2 separate regions of the Homo sapiens genome follow, and region 2 is linked to region 1. Evidence: chromatin contacts called from ENCODE Hi-C or POLR2A ChIA-PET data. All regions are on one chromosome and are shown on one strand. The core of a region is the stretch at or near the end of the contact, and the rest is flanking DNA. Distances in the headings are between cores, read along the strand shown.

Region 1 (7,328 bases), core at 2,939-5,438:
TTTGAGGCGGAGTCTCGCTCTATCACCCAGGCTGGAGTGCTCACTGCAACCTCCGCCTCCCAGGTTCAAGCAATTCTCCTGCCTCAGCCTCCCAAGTAGCTGGGATTACAGGCATGTGCCACCATGCCTGAGTAATTTTTGTATTTTTAGTAGAGACAGGGATTCTTTCATGTTGTCCAGTCTGGTCTTGAACTCCTGACCTCAGATGATCCACCTGCCTCGGCCTCCCAAAGTGTTGGGATTACAGGCGTGAGCCACCGCACCTGACTAAAACAGATCTTAAGGCTGATGAAACAGACTTTTTGTAGCAATAAGACACCAAATTCCAAACTAACTCTAGTATAGCATCAGGACAGATAGCAGGTCCTGAATGAAATTAAAGTATTTTACCCCCAAATGTATTTCTTTGACTTATTTTGAAATGGCCCTGCAAAGCTGTCTCTTGTGAGGAAACATCTGCATTCTGTAGAGAATCCCCTTCCCTTTCCAGGCCTTTTCCTGATCCAGGAGAGAATTAACTAAGACTCTGGCATCTTTTTAGGTCTGCGAAGAGCTCTGAAGCCTGCCACCTGGCGGCCTCTGCGTGATGAGACCTTGGTCTCCACAACAGCTCATCTTTTTTTTTTGAGACGGAGTCTCCCTCGGTCGCCCAGGCTGGAGTGCAGTGGCGCAATCTCGGCTCACTGCAAGCTCCGCCTCCCGGGTTCATGCCATTCTCCTGCCTCAGCCTCCCGAGTAGCTGGGACTACAGGCGCCCACCACCACACCCACCTAATTTTTGTATTTTTAGTAGAGACGGGGTTTCACCGTTTTAGCCAGGATGGTCTCGATCTCCTGACCTCGTGATCCGCCTATCTCAGCCTCCCATAGTGCTGGGATTACAGGCATGAGCCACTGCGCCCAGCTAACCGCTCATCTTAACCCGACATTCCTTTCTACTGATTCCAGGTCTTTAGATAAACTCTTTTGACCAACTGCCAATCAGAAAATTTTTGGAATCTACCTATGATCTGGAAACTGCCTTCCCTACTCCCACCTCAAGTTGTCCCGCCTTTCCAGACGGAACCAATGTACATCCTACATGTATTGATTTATGTCTTAAGTCTCCCTAAAATGTATAAAACCAAGCTGTACTCTGACCACGTTGGGCACATAGGATCTCCTGGGGCTGTGTCACGAGCCATTTGTTACTCATACTTGGCTATAAATCTCTTTTATAGCCAAATATATAAATAGTATAGTATAGTATAGTATAAATCTCTTCAAATATTTTACAGAGTTTGACTGTTTTCATTGACAGGGGAGTGATTGCTCACAGGTATGGGATTTCTTTTGGGGTGGTGAAAATATTCTGGAATTGGATAGTGGTGATGGCTGTATAACTTTATGAAAATACTAAAAAAACCACTGAATCATACACTTCTCAAACTCCTGAGCTTAGGTGATCCACCCGCCTCGGCCTCCCAAAGTGCTGGGATTCCAGGCGTGAGCCGCTGCACCCAGCCTGAATCATACACTTCTAAAAGGTACATTTTATAATATGTGAATTATATCTCTATTTTATTTTATTTTTTGTTTCGAGACAGGGTCTCACTCTGTTGCCCAGGCTGGAGTGCAGTTGTGCTATCTCAGCTGACTGCAACCTTCACCTCTCAGGCTCAAGCAATCCTTCCACCTCAGCCTCCCGAGTAGCTGGAACTACAGACATGTGTCACCATGACTGGCTAATGTTTGTATTTTTTGTAGAGATGGGGTTTTGCCATGTTGCCCAGGCTGGTCTGGAACTTCTGGACTCTAGCAATCCACCTGCCTCTGCCTCTCCCACTGCTGGGATTACAGGCGTGAGCCACTGTGCCTGGTCACATATCTCAATTGTAAGCATTGAGAGTGGTTCTCTTCTTGAGGGTGGGCCAGCCAGTGGCTTTGCTCCCTAGTTCTAGCCTGAAGCCTCTGTTCTCTCCCTTGCCCCATCTTCTCTCTAAGGCATGAGCCACCAGTTCTGGTCACACTCACCTCATGGAGCCCATCAGCCCGGTTTCCTAGGCCTTAGGCTGGACCCCTACTCAACCCCAAAGGCCTGGTGTGTGTCTTGCCTTGTGATTCCTCCCGAAGACGTCTCTGTCTTGTTTTCCCTCTAGAATGTCTTTATAGATGTCCTCAGCTGGCCGGGCGTGGTGGCTCATGCCTGTAATCCCAGCACTTTGGGAGGCTGAGGCGGGAGGATCACCTGAGGTCAGGAGTTCGAGACCTGCCTGACTAACATGGAAAAACCCCGTCTCTACTAAAAATACAAAAGTAGCTGGGCATGGTGGTGCATGCCTGTAATCGGGAGCTTGAGGCAGGAGAAGCACTTGAACCTGGGAGGCGGAGGTTGCAGTGAGCCGAGATCTCGCCATTGCACTCCAGCCTGGGCAACAAGAGCGAAACTCCATCTAAAAAAAAAGAAAAAAAAAAAAAGATTTCCTCAGCTAAACTTCTTCTCTCCTTTCCTCCCACATTGTGTAGAGAAGGCCAGCCATTGTAATCCATACAGAAATTTTGGCCCTGAGGACATTTTAAATACAAACATTTTAAACTGAATTATACCAACTCTGCTGAATTTCCATCAAGGACACTTTCCAGAGCCCACTCTATGGAGCTTAAATAAATCCTTGATCAATTTTCCAGAGAACACTGTGAAACTGCACAGTTCTCCATTTTCATTTTTACTTGTTATCATATTTGATTCTTTCCTGCTGACATTTTCTAACAGCGTTTCAGCATAGGCCTCCCGATACCTATCAAGGCCTGTGTCCTTGGATTATAATTTGGTGATTCTATCACCAAGCCATGAATCTCCCACCGAAGTTCAGGGAATAGCACATTTTTTCCTTGTGCAGCTTTTGCCCTTCTCAGTTTTATTTTCTCACATCGTCCTAATATTAACGTTCACTGTGGTTGAATGAAAGACTGATAGATTACATTTATTTCTCAAAGAAGCTAAGTTTTAAATAGATAACGCATGCATGTGGTAGAAAAATGAGAGCAGTACAAAAGGGTGCACAAAGGCAAACCTTGCCCCTCTTGCTGGCCTCTTGCCCACTTGCCCTCTGCAAAGGCTGTGTCTCAGACGGGGTGCCCAGGACGCCGGCTCTGACACGGAGACCCACGGCAGGCAAGAGCCTCTGGGGGAAAGGGAGGAGCAGCAGAGAAAGAGGCGGCTGTAATGCAGTCTCAGGGAAGGCCCAGCCGCCCGGAGGGAGCTCCGGAGCCGCACTGTTCCTGGTCAGGAGTTCAGGAAGAGGGTCTTCAGGCTCTGAGTGGACCAATCATCAAGCAGCCCTTCTTGGGTATGACCTGGGGCAGATTCTTCATCTGGGAACAACTGGCCCATCCTCCCCAGGCCAGGGCCCTGCAGCCAACACTCCCCAGAGCTGCGGGATGCATCCTCCTAAAGGGACCTAGGCAGCTTAGCCCGAAAATCACTGTCACCCACTGTCCCCAAGTTACCTCTGTCCCCTCCCTACCCTTTTTAGCTGAAGACTTATTTTTAATTGTTATTTTCTTAGACCTCTGGAGCACCCCACGCCCCCAGCCTGGGTTAGCTGTCAGGAGCCCCTGTCTCTTCCTTTCCCACTGCAGCGCCGCCCCCTCGCTGCCTCAGGGGGAGCCCACGCAGCAGCGGGGGCAGACGGGCCTCAGCCTCAGGCAGCCTGGGGAGCAGAGCCTTAGAAGCCATGCTTTTTCTTTTTCCTTTTCTTTGAAACAACTTTCTAGGGCTCTGGAGTTATAAAAAGCTCCCATGTGTCACTTTCTGGCATTTGGGCAGCTGCCGAATGCCACCCGGCCTGCACTGCTGTCCTCCCGAGGTTTGCCCCTGGATTGATGGGCTGGGTTTGGCAAAAGCAGCTGGAGGTTATCGAAAATCTGTTGTAAGGAGCATTGTTAACTTAGAATAAAAATCGAATCCAAAACACGCTTTTGCAATACCCCCTCCCGATATCCACCGAGGCAAAGGCAGAATTAAGAAGCAGGGTCTTGAGATGTAGGAAAGGAGAATGAACCCCACGCGGGAAGAGGACAGGCCGCCCTGACTTTGGTCCACTCAGCCAGGGGGTGAGCACCACCTGTCTTGGTGAATGACTCTGAGCCCATCTCAGGTGTGGCTGCAGGTGACACATCTTCTCTTCCTGTCCACCCCCCAGCCCCATGGCGTCCCTTCCTGTCCTGCAGAAGGAGAGCGTGTTCCAGTCGGGAGCCCATGCCTACAGAATCCCTGCCCTGCTCTACCTGCCTGGGCAGCAGTCCCTGCTGGCCTTCGCGGAACAGCGGGCAAGCAAGAAGGATGAGCACGCAGAGCTGATTGTCCTGCGCAGAGGAGACTACGACGCACCCACCCACCAGGTTCAGGTGAGGCAGGAGGTGTCTGCACTGGCTCCCCAGGGCTCTGCCACACCCTTTGCTGCTGTGATCAGGGGCCAGTCCTGGATCTCAAGAAATACAGGGACAACTTTATCCCTCAATGGCTGTACTCCGGAGGAGAGATAGAGCAGAGAAAGTGCCCCTAATGGTTCCCTGGACCTCTGGGTTCACTGTGAATTAGTCCAGCTGGCCTCCATCTGTTTTCATGAAAGATTGAATGAGTTGCCCAGCATCCGTGATGACCTCACGGAGGAATAGTTCAGTGTTGCATAATGGAGGGTTGTGTCCTTTGAGTAAAATTAACTTGGGGACTTGGGGTGGGGTGATGGCTTGTGTCCTAAAGTCCCATTTTATAGATTAAATAATTAATCCTGATGACAGCACCCAAGGCTGGCTGATCATATTTGAAGAGTTTAATATTATTATCATTCCTTTGTGGTCATTACTACACAGCTGTTCAAAGCATGGGATTTGAAGCAGATGGACCTGGGTTCAAGTCCTGGTTCCGCCACTGACCACAGATGTGGCCTAGGCAACTCCTCCTCCCTGTCGCGGTCTCTTGCTCACTGTAATAATGGAGCTACTAACACCTGTTCCCTGGGGATTGAGGCATTAGATGAGACCATGGATGTTAGACTTTTGGTGCTGTGTCTGTGCTTAGAATTGCCCAATGGGGGTAGCTGTTAATAAATGGGGACAGACAGCACATGTGACATAGACTTGGGGATTCTGGAAGCTCAATGTGACTCCTCCTTGGCTACATGAGTAGGATATGGAGTGTAGAAGGTGAGAGGTGACCGTCACATTCTGTCTTGTACTGGTCAGGTTATTGCACCTTCCGCCAGGGCTTTGCTATTCAAGGATGGTGAGCTGGACTGGGGTGGGAAGTGGAGGAACCAGGATGAAGTTGGGAATGGCTCATGCACGAGTCATCTTCATATCTTGTGGTCTGGCAGGTGGGTGTTCTGTAAATGCATATTGATGGCAATGGAAGGAACAGAATCACTCAGCCGAGTGTGGCTGCCTTGGAGGGGTGAGGTGGCACCCTGGGCCCCGCAGCTCTGGGGAAACGTTGCAAGGAGGATATGAGTGTTGGGTGAAGAGTTCTTCTCGATGACTTTTGACTCTAACCCGGGAGACACACCCGTGCCCACCCCTCCCACTCATGCAGCTCCTGGCACCATCCCCAGCTGTTTCAAGGCTGCCTTCTTCTTTCTCTCTCCCTACTCAGTGGCAAGCTCAGGAGGTGGTGGCCCAGGCCCGGCTGGATGGCCACCGGTCCATGAACCCATGCCCCTTGTATGACGCGCAGACGGGGACCCTCTTCCTCTTCTTCATTGCCATCCCTGGGCAAGTCACGGAGCAACAGCAGCTGCAGACCAGGGCCAATGTGACGCGGCTGTGCCAAGTCACCAGCACTGACCACGGGAGGACCTGGAGCTCCCCCAGAGACCTCACTGATGCGGCCATCGGCCCAGCCTACCGGGAGTGGTCCACCTTTGCAGTGGGCCCGGGGCATTGTTTGCAGCTTCACGACAGGGCCCGGAGCCTGGTGGTGCCCGCCTACGCCTACCGGAAACTTCACCCCATCCAAAGGCCGATCCCCTCTGCCTTCTGCTTCCTCAGCCATGACCATGGGCGCACGTGGGCGCGAGGGCACTTTGTGGCCCAGGACACCCTGGAGTGCCAGGTGGCCGAAGTCGAGACTGGGGAGCAGAGGGTGGTGACCCTCAACGCGAGAAGCCACCTCCGAGCCAGGGTCCAGGCCCAGAGCACCAATGACGGGCTTGATTTCCAGGAGTCTCAGCTGGTGAAGAAGCTGGTGGAGCCGCCGCCCCAGGGCTGCCAGGGGAGCGTCATCAGCTTCCCCAGCCCCCGCTCGGGGCCTGGCTCCCCAGCCCAGTGGCTGCTCTACACTCACCCCACACACTCCTGGCAGAGGGCCGACCTGGGTGCCTACCTCAACCCGCGACCTCCAGCCCCTGAGGCCTGGTCAGAGCCGGTACTGCTGGCCAAGGGCAGCTGTGCCTACTCAGACCTCCAGAGCATGGGCACCGGCCCTGATGGGTCCCCCTTGTTTGGGTGTCTGTACGAAGCCAATGATTACGAGGAGATTGTCTTTCTCATGTTCACCCTGAAGCAAGCCTTCCCAGCTGAGTACCTGCCTCAGTGAGCCTGTGGTGCCCACCTCAAGGGCCTGCCTTTCACCTGCACACCCAGCTCGGAGGCTCTGCGGCTGCCTCTCCTTCCCGTGGCCCCTGGACGTGGGGGCCACTCTGGGCTCCCTTCGGCGCCCGTGTGTGGAGAGAGGTGCACCTCTTGCTCTTTTCCTCCTGCGTGGTTCCAGTCTTCCCAAAAGGTTCTATTTTCAGCCCAGAAACCAAAAGTGTCTGGCTTCCCATAGCCCCTCCATAGGGAAGGCGTGGAGGGTCCTGCAGCGCAGCTGTCACCTTGTCTGCCTGTCCCCTACCCCCAGCTTTGTGTAGGTCTTGACAAATTTCTAGTTCAACTCCTTCCTTCTTGGGAACCATTCCTTATGTTCCTGGGGAAGAACTGAGATGGAAGACCATGGTGTAAATTAGCAGAGATGTGTGTGTATCTGTGTGTGTCTGCATGTGCACGTGTGTTCGTGTGTGTCTATATGTGTCTCTGTGTGCATGTGTGTTCGTGTGTGTCCATGCATACGTGTTTGTGCGTGTTCATGTGTGTCCGTGTGTCTGCGTGTGCATGTGTGTTCATGTGTGTTCGGGTGTGCCATGTGTGCATGTGTGTTTGCATGTGTGTTTATGTGTGTTCGTGTGAGCCTGCGTGTGCATGTGTGTTCGTGTGTGTCCATGTGTGCCTGTGTGTTCGCATGTGTGTTCATGTGTGTTCGTTCATGTCCACGTGTGTCTGCACGTGCATGTGCGTTCATGTGTGCTAGTGTG
Region 2 (7,669 bases), core at 2,165-4,664, 200 kb after region 1:
CTCAAAGATAATAATACTCAAACTTTGCTATGCATAAAAATCACCTGGGGAACTTGTTAAAATGCAAACTCCTGGGCCCTGCCAGGATGATTGATTCTGTTGGTCTGGGTGATGCCTAGGAATCTGAATTTCAGCAAGCACTCCAGGTCCTTCTCATGCTGGTGTTTGGGCCATCACATTTGGAGAAACACCACTGAAAACATTAGACACATGGATTCATACTCAAAGGAGGCAAAGTGCTGTAACAGATGAAGTGGGGGAATGATTAAGAGCCAGAGCTGGGTTCCAATCCCAATTTTGCCGTGAATTCATTGAGGCAGCTTACCTTCTCTGATAATCATTTGCAAGAAGGCTAATACATAGACATCGGAGTCATTAGGAAAACTGGAGGTAGCAAATGAAAAATAAAAATTGGGTGAAAACATAGTGGCTTTCACTATTTGTACCCAGAGGGTTCTCGGGTGAGCCTTTCTCAAGGTAACTGGGCTCTGAGAATCCTACCTTGGAAGACCCATGAGGATGGCACCTGTAAGATCAGCTGGTCTGGTACCATCTTAGCACTGTTTCCTTGCAGTCACTGAGTGCCATCCTGAGACACTGTATTTCATAGATTTCATGTTTTTCAGGCTCACTCTTTCCTTGTTTCTACTTGTGAAATTATTATTCATCCTGCAGCATATGGACAACAGGTTTTTTACCCATTCTCTCTTGCCGTTGGCAGGATACCATTCAACAATATGGTGTTAACAAAAAATATTAAAACTAGCTGTCTTAAATTTTTGGTTCTGGTTCATAATGTTGCATAATGAAAAGGAAAATCTTTCCCACAGTCCCAGTGGTGCGGAAACACTTAGAAATGACTGTAAATATAGACTCTCAAATGACAAGAGGTTGTTTTATGTCATTCTGCGATTTCTTTTTCACAGCATGTTCTATGTGCTGGAATAAAAATTTTTAATGAAGTCAGAATGCTAAATTTAATGGAACCTTTGCTCTTTGTTCATTGCAAAATACATCATGTTTCCATTGAATTTGCTGTGCATCTTGGCATCAGGTCCCACACAGCAAAACAAAACTCAGACCTCATAATTCAATAGTTTTGATTATGCCCAGATTCTAAAGACCACTGCATGTCTTTCCTAATTTGTTACTCACTTGATTTTCAGTGAATAAATGTAAAAAGAGTCTCCAATTGTTCCTCTTAAATCACCCTAATTGAACATAAGAGTGATAATGTATGACTGGAGGAATATTTTACATAATGTAAGTACTAATCCTAGGTGGCATATAATTAGCTTGCAATTTTTTTTTTTTTTTTTTTTTTTTTTGGTCAATAAGTAGCATAAAAATACTGATTGAGGCTGTGACTCACACCTGTAATCCCAGCACTTTGGGAGGCTGAGGTGGGCGGATCACTTGAGGTCAGGAGTTTGAGACCAGCCTGGCCAACATGGTGAAACCCCATCTCTACTAAAAATACAAAAATTAGCCAGGCATGGTTGAGCATGCCTGTAGTCCCAGCTACTCGGGAGGCTGAGGAAGGAGAATCGCTTGAACCCAGGAGACAGAGGTTGCAGTGAGACGCGATGGCACCACTGCACTCCAGCCTGGGTGCCAGAGCGAGACTCTGTCCCAGAAAAAAAAAAAAAACTGATTGTTACGGAGAATAAATTTTAGCTGCAAGGTGTTCCAAGCAGGCTATTCAAAACATGTACTTATAACTTAGGGGTATAAAATTTATAGTAACCTGTTAGTGACTGCAAAATCTAATCTAGTTACCAGACCTTTGCTTCTCAAACTTAGGTGTACATAAGAAATATGTGAGGTGCCTGTTTTAAAAATGCAGGTCCTTGGCCAGGTGCAGTGGTTCACGCCTGTAATTTGGAAGGCTGAGGTGGGAGGATTGCTTGAGCTCAGGAGTTCAAGGCCAGCCTGGGCAACATAGTGGGACCCTGTCTCTATAAATAAAATTTTAAAAAGTGCCTGGCTTGGGACCATTCATAAAGAATCTGATACAGTGGCTGGGGGACACAGGAGCCAGGGGAGTTCGCAAAACCTAGGAACATACATTTTGAACACTACCCCCCCTGCCCCAGGTCATGCTGATGTAGCTAATTGAGCACTGGCTAGCCCATTCTCCCTACAGAGGCTCTTTCTTCCTTATTTGTACCCATCCATTCTCTTACCTGTGAGCAGACACAGGTGTGCACCCAAGATTATGAAATTTTGTTGAGCTCTTGGACTTCTCTTGGGCTAAGGCCACATGACAATCTACTCAGGAATAAGGTAAACCCACTCCAATCCAGCAAGTTACCTATCTCAGGAATTGCTAGTACTGGTTGAAGAGATGGATGCCTCTGGGCTAAGATAAAATGCACTATCTCATGGGTTCTCTACTTGATCCTCACTGCTCTATAGGGTGGGGCCTATGTGTATTTTATAGAGGAAGAAACTGAGGTTCAGGGAGGTCAGGGCACTGGCAAAGGTCATATAAGAAAGGTAAAGGCCAGGCCTGGTGGCTCAAGCCTGTCATCCCAGCACTTTGGGAGGCTGAAGCAGGTGGATCACCTGAGGTCACGAGTTCGAAACCAGCCTGGCCAACATGGTGAAACCCTGTCTCCACCAAAAATACAAAAATTAGCCAGGAGTGGTGGTGTGCGCCTGTAGTCTCAGCTAGTTGGGAGGCTAAGGCAGGAGAATCGCTTGAACCTGGGAGGCGGAGGTCGCAGTGAGCTGAGATTGTGCAACTGCTAGGAGACAGAGAGAGACTCTGTCTCAAAAAAAAAAAAAAAAAAGAAGAAGAAGAAAGAAAGAAAGAAAGAAGAAAGAAAGGTAGGGAACCAAGTCCCCAAAATTGTGTCTCCAGTCTCTAAGCTTGTTCTTTTCAACTCCTTGTCAAGAGTTTGGTTATATTGCCAGAATATGCAGAGATGGGTTAAGCATTTTACATTAAAAAAAACGACAACACATTACCTCTTGGTATTAATTTTCTATACAAGAGGAGATGATCTCAGTGTTCGCAGAACAGCAACTACACAGGCAATGATTAAAATTCTGAGAACACTCTCCCTCAGTCTGTCTTCAGACAATGCTTCCATCTTATGGTTAGGTATGAAAGTAGAAAAGTAATCTGGGGCCTGGTTCTCACACCCTCTGTCGCTGGCCTCCCTGGAGCTGGGTGGTGGCATTGCAAGGACTATTTACCAACAGGATTAGAAAAGTGATCTTCGCAAACCTCACTCTAGAATTTTCGAAACTGCTTTTTGTGCTTTTGGTAATGTATGAGTCTATTCAGCCTGCCACAACAAAAAGCCACAGAGTGGGTGGCTTAAACAACAGAAATTTATTTCTCACGTTTCTGGAGGCTGAAGTCCAAGATCAAGGTACCAGCAAGTTCAGTTTCTGATAAGGCCTCCCTTCCAGGCTGATGAACGCCTGTCATCTCACTGTGTCCTCACACGGCAGAGATAGCAGGAAAGAAATTTCTGCTTTCTCTTTCCCTTTCTTCCTCTTCTTTTTTTTTTTTTTTTTTTTTTTTTTTTTTTTTGAGATGGAGTCTTGTTCCCATCACCCGAGCTGGAGTGCAATGGCACGATCTCGGCTCACTACAACCTCTGCCTCCTGGGTTCAAGCGATTCTCCTTCCTCAGCCTCCCGAGTAGCTGGGATTACAGACGTGTGCCACCACACCCGGCTAATTTTTGTATTTTTAGTAGCGATGGGGTTTTGCCATGTTGGCCAGGCTGGTCTCGAACTCCTGACCTCAGGTAATCCGCACACCTCGGCCTCCCAAAGTGCTAGGATTACAGGCGTGAGCCACCGAGCCCAGGCACCTTTCTTCCTCTTCTTATAAAGCCACCCACCCTTATGGCTTCATTTAACCTTAATTACCTCCTAGAAGCCCGATCTCCAAATACCATCATAATGGGAGCTGGGGCTACAAAATATTAATTTGGTGGGGACCCAAAATTCAATCCATAGCAGATGGGTCCACTTATTTTCCAGGAAAGCAGCTTTGGACAGAGGCAAATAGGCAGCTTTTCTTAACTAAAGACAGAAAGTTCTATCTGAGAAGATGCCCTTCCAACCCTTTTCTCTTTTGGGGAGAAATGGATGCTTTATCAGGAAGTTAACATGTGTGATTACCAATCATAGGTGGGGGCCCAGGAGATTCCACGCTGCTGAACCTGGTTCCACAGCGCTCAGGCAGAGCTGTACACACGGTTGTATGTATGTGCACACTGCCCGGGGAGACACGCTGTAGCCACGATGGCTCCCCTGCTGTTTTGGGGACATGTCAGGCGAGCTCTGGCCTTAGGACTGACTTAGACTTGGTTCCCTGGAAGCAGAGCCTGAGCCTGGGGTTTTTGTGCAAAGATTCTTTTGGGAGAAGTCTAGTCTCAGCCTGATCCCAGGGGGAGCTCTGGAACATACATTACTTCCAGAGATGGTCCCTCTCAGGGGAAAGGGGATTGGACACTTGTCCCTGCCCCCATCAGTCAGGCATTGGTCCCCTCCCAGGCATGTCCAGGACAGGAAGCAGGTCAGGTCAGCCAAGGGCTATCCTCTGGAGAGGGGGACAGGTGTGAAGCTTTAGCGGACAACACCCCCGACCCCAACAACAGAGGGAGGGTGCCAGCGCTGCTACAGAGGAGCTCAGCGGGGCCCAGTTGCACCTACTATGGAGGAGCTGTTGCTCTAGCTGATCCCTCTGCCTGGGATGTTCTCCCCCAGATGACCTCATGGCCAACTCCCTCACCTCCTCAGAGCTTTGCTAAAATCTCACCTTCTTCCTTTTTTTTTTAGACAGAGTCTCACTCTGTAACTCAGGTTGGTTGGGGTGCAGTGGCATGATCTCAACTCACTGCAACCTCCACCTCCCGGGTTCAAGTGATCCTCATGCCTCAGTCTCCCGAGTAGCTGGGACTACAGGCACGTGCCACCATGCTCGGCTAAGTTTTGTATTTTTAGCAGAGACGGGGTTTCACCATGTTGGCCAGGCTGGTCTCAAACTCCTGACCTCAAGTGATCTGCCCGCCTCAACCTCCCAAAGTGCTGGGATCACAGGCGTGAGCCACCGCGCCTGGCCTTAAAATCGCACCTTCTCAATGGGCCCATCTTGGCCACCTTGTTGATGCAGAAACTGCACCCCCACCCACTCCCCATTACCGTCACCCGGCTCTGCTTCTTTTTTCCATAGAACTCATCACCTTCCAACACAGACTATTTATTTCTTTCGTATGTTTTTTTTTGGGGGGCGGGCATTGTTGTTGTTGTTTGTTTTTTTGAGACAGAGTCTCGCTGTATCGCCAGGCTGGAGTGCAATGGCACAATCTCGGCTCACTGCAACTTCCGCCTCCCAAGTTCAAGCGATTCTGTTGCCTCAGCCTCCTGAGTAGCCGGGATTACAGGCCCCCTCCACCACATCCGGCTAATTTTTGTATTTTTAGTAGAGACAGGGTTTCACCATGTTGGCCAGAATGGTCTCAATCTCTTGACCTCGTTATCTGCCTGCATCAGTCTCCCAAAGTGCTGGGATTACAGGCATGAGCCACCACACCTGGCCGGTGTGTTTTTTTTGTTTTGTTTTGTTTTTTGTCTGTTTTTTTTTTTTTTTTTTTAATATCATCTGTTTCTTCCCCCTTAGAATGAAAGCTCACTGAGGGCAGAGATACTGATATAGGCTTATCACCCAGAATAGTAGCTGAGATATCATAAGCACACCATGAATACTTGTTGAATTAAGTCTCAAAGGGGCCCTGACTCAAAGAAGGGAGTAGGTCAAGAACTCAGAGAAATAGATTACATAAAAGGTTACTAGCCAAGCCATTAGGCATGACTTGGGGCCTGCAGGAGGGGCACCACTACCTCGAGGTATAATATAATTTTTGGACCAGTGAATGCAAGGGTGTCATTACACTGTGCTTGGTGTGGCTGTTCAGAAGCCGTCCTGCCCTGCACAGCTGCTCTACTTGAGGACTTACTAAGGTTTTCCTTGACCTTCTAAAATAATTCTGCCTTATCCTCCCACAGAAGTCTCAGCTTGGGCAAGTAGTGACCACCCACCCCTATGATAATACCTTAGTTAGCAGAACTTTTCATCCAAAAATACGGAAATGCCAACATATGGAAACACTCAGATACCACAATGTTTCATAAGTACTAAGGGACGAATTTTTATAACTTCCTATAAGAGGCTTCCTAACACTCAAAAGTTGAGTGACCCCATCCACACCCACCTCCTGTCTGCCTTGCAAAGAATGTCTCTTAGACAAATCCTGAAAACTCATACCAAAAATATTATATCTTGCTAGCTTTCCCCCCAAATAACTCACAGGTAATTTTTTATTCTTTGCCTATACAAAATGGGCAAAGTATTTAGACAGATATTACCCCAAGAGAAAAAAACAGAAAATAACAAATATGTGAGAAAATCCACAATTTTACCCATAAAATGCAAATTCAAACAACAGTCAGATATTATCACAATCTATCAAACCAACAAGAATTTCTTGTCGTTGTAATACCAAAACTGGTAAAGCTGTGGTTAGGGTGCACATTCTGCAATGTGGGTGGAAATGTGAAGTGGTAAACCCTTGTGGAAAGCTACAAGGCTAGATCCTGAGATGCTTTGATATCTTCATCATCTTTGACCTTTCTTCTAGAGTCCCTGCTAGGACCTTATCCTACCAAAAAATCTGAAATGCAGGGGGAAAAAGCCTTTGAACCCAGCCATAAAGATTTTACGCAGGACTCACATGGCAGGAAGAGGGAGAGGGAGAGGTTACTTAGGTAAGCTAGCAACAGATTCTCTCAAAGTTTTTCTTTGGTTTAATGTTTTTTTGGTTTTTTGTTTTTGAGATGGAGTTTATTTATTTATTTATCTATTTATGAGACAGAGTCTTGCTCTGTTGCCCAGGCTGGAGTGCAGTGGCGCGATCTAGGCTCACTGCAACCTCTACCTCCAGGGTTCAAGCGATTCTCCTGCCTCAGCCTCTCAAGTAGCTGGGATTACAGGCATGCGCCACCACGCCCAGCTAATTTTTGTATTTTTAGTAGAGACGGGGTTTCACCCTGTTGGTCAGGCTGGTCTCAAACTCCTGACCTAACGTGATCCACCCGTCTCGGCCTCCCAAAGTGCTGGGTTTACAAGTGTGAGCCACGGCTCCCGGCCTGGTTTAACTTTTTATCACAAGGATAACTCTTGTCACATACACTCTGTGGCCCAACAAACAGAATACTGGCATTTAGTTTCATAATTGGAATTGCTGATTTGTCGTGTTTTGACAGTTGAATCATGTTTCTAAAACTCATATTTTCATGTTCCAAAAATTTCCCCTGTGCCTGGGGATGCAGGGCCATCATTTACTCCTTGCTGGATTCTTTAGCTGTTAACATAAAGCCATGGTAACAGCTATCTTATTTCCCAAATTCAAAAACTCAACATTCAAAACAATCATTTTCAAAATTCTCTGAATTCTCTTGTTACTTTTTCTCCTTGAACTTCACTCACTAAAAATCAGGACAAAGTACAGTGTTTTTTTCTACCTCAACTAGAATAAAACCCACATTTACGAATATTTTTCAGGTAAGATATTCACTCGTTAAAAAAAAAAAAAAAAAAACTGGCCGGGTGCAGTGGCTCACACGCTCACGCCTATAATCCCAGC

Evidence for each region. A loop is a pair of places that touch in the nucleus more often than their neighbours do. ChIA-PET counts read pairs that join two places held with the same protein, here RNA polymerase II (POLR2A). Pooled maps may share reads with other maps.
Region 2: a loop to region 1 is called in a map of esophagus squamous epithelium, with 2.0 times the contacts of the local background. The contact joins the enhancer-like site here to the promoter of NEU2 in region 1. A Hi-C loop is called at or near these places in 6 of 168 maps with a recorded cell type or tissue (PC-3, PC-9, dorsolateral prefrontal cortex and 2 more) and 3 of 50 pooled maps. POLR2A ChIA-PET finds 5 or more read pairs at or near these places in 5 of 52 experiments (B cell, OCI-LY7, PC-3 and 1 more).

What each region holds. Positions count from the first base shown.
Region 1 is chr2:233,028,484-233,035,811 of GRCh38, forward strand. It overlaps NEU2 (neuraminidase 2), which reads left to right and starts at 4,189. Exons shown (of 2, transcript NM_005383.2): 1 at 4,189-4,389; 2 at 5,633-6,574. The coding sequence starts at 4,189. The coding sequence ends at 6,574.
Region 2 is chr2:233,227,862-233,235,530 of GRCh38, forward strand. No RefSeq gene overlaps it. Among named protein-coding and RNA genes, the nearest start is that of ATG16L1, 20 kb to the right of the region's middle. Within about 2 kb of position 3,415, at least 3 of the 41 ENCODE cell types and tissues checked have a DNase peak (open chromatin) inside an H3K27ac peak, as active enhancers do.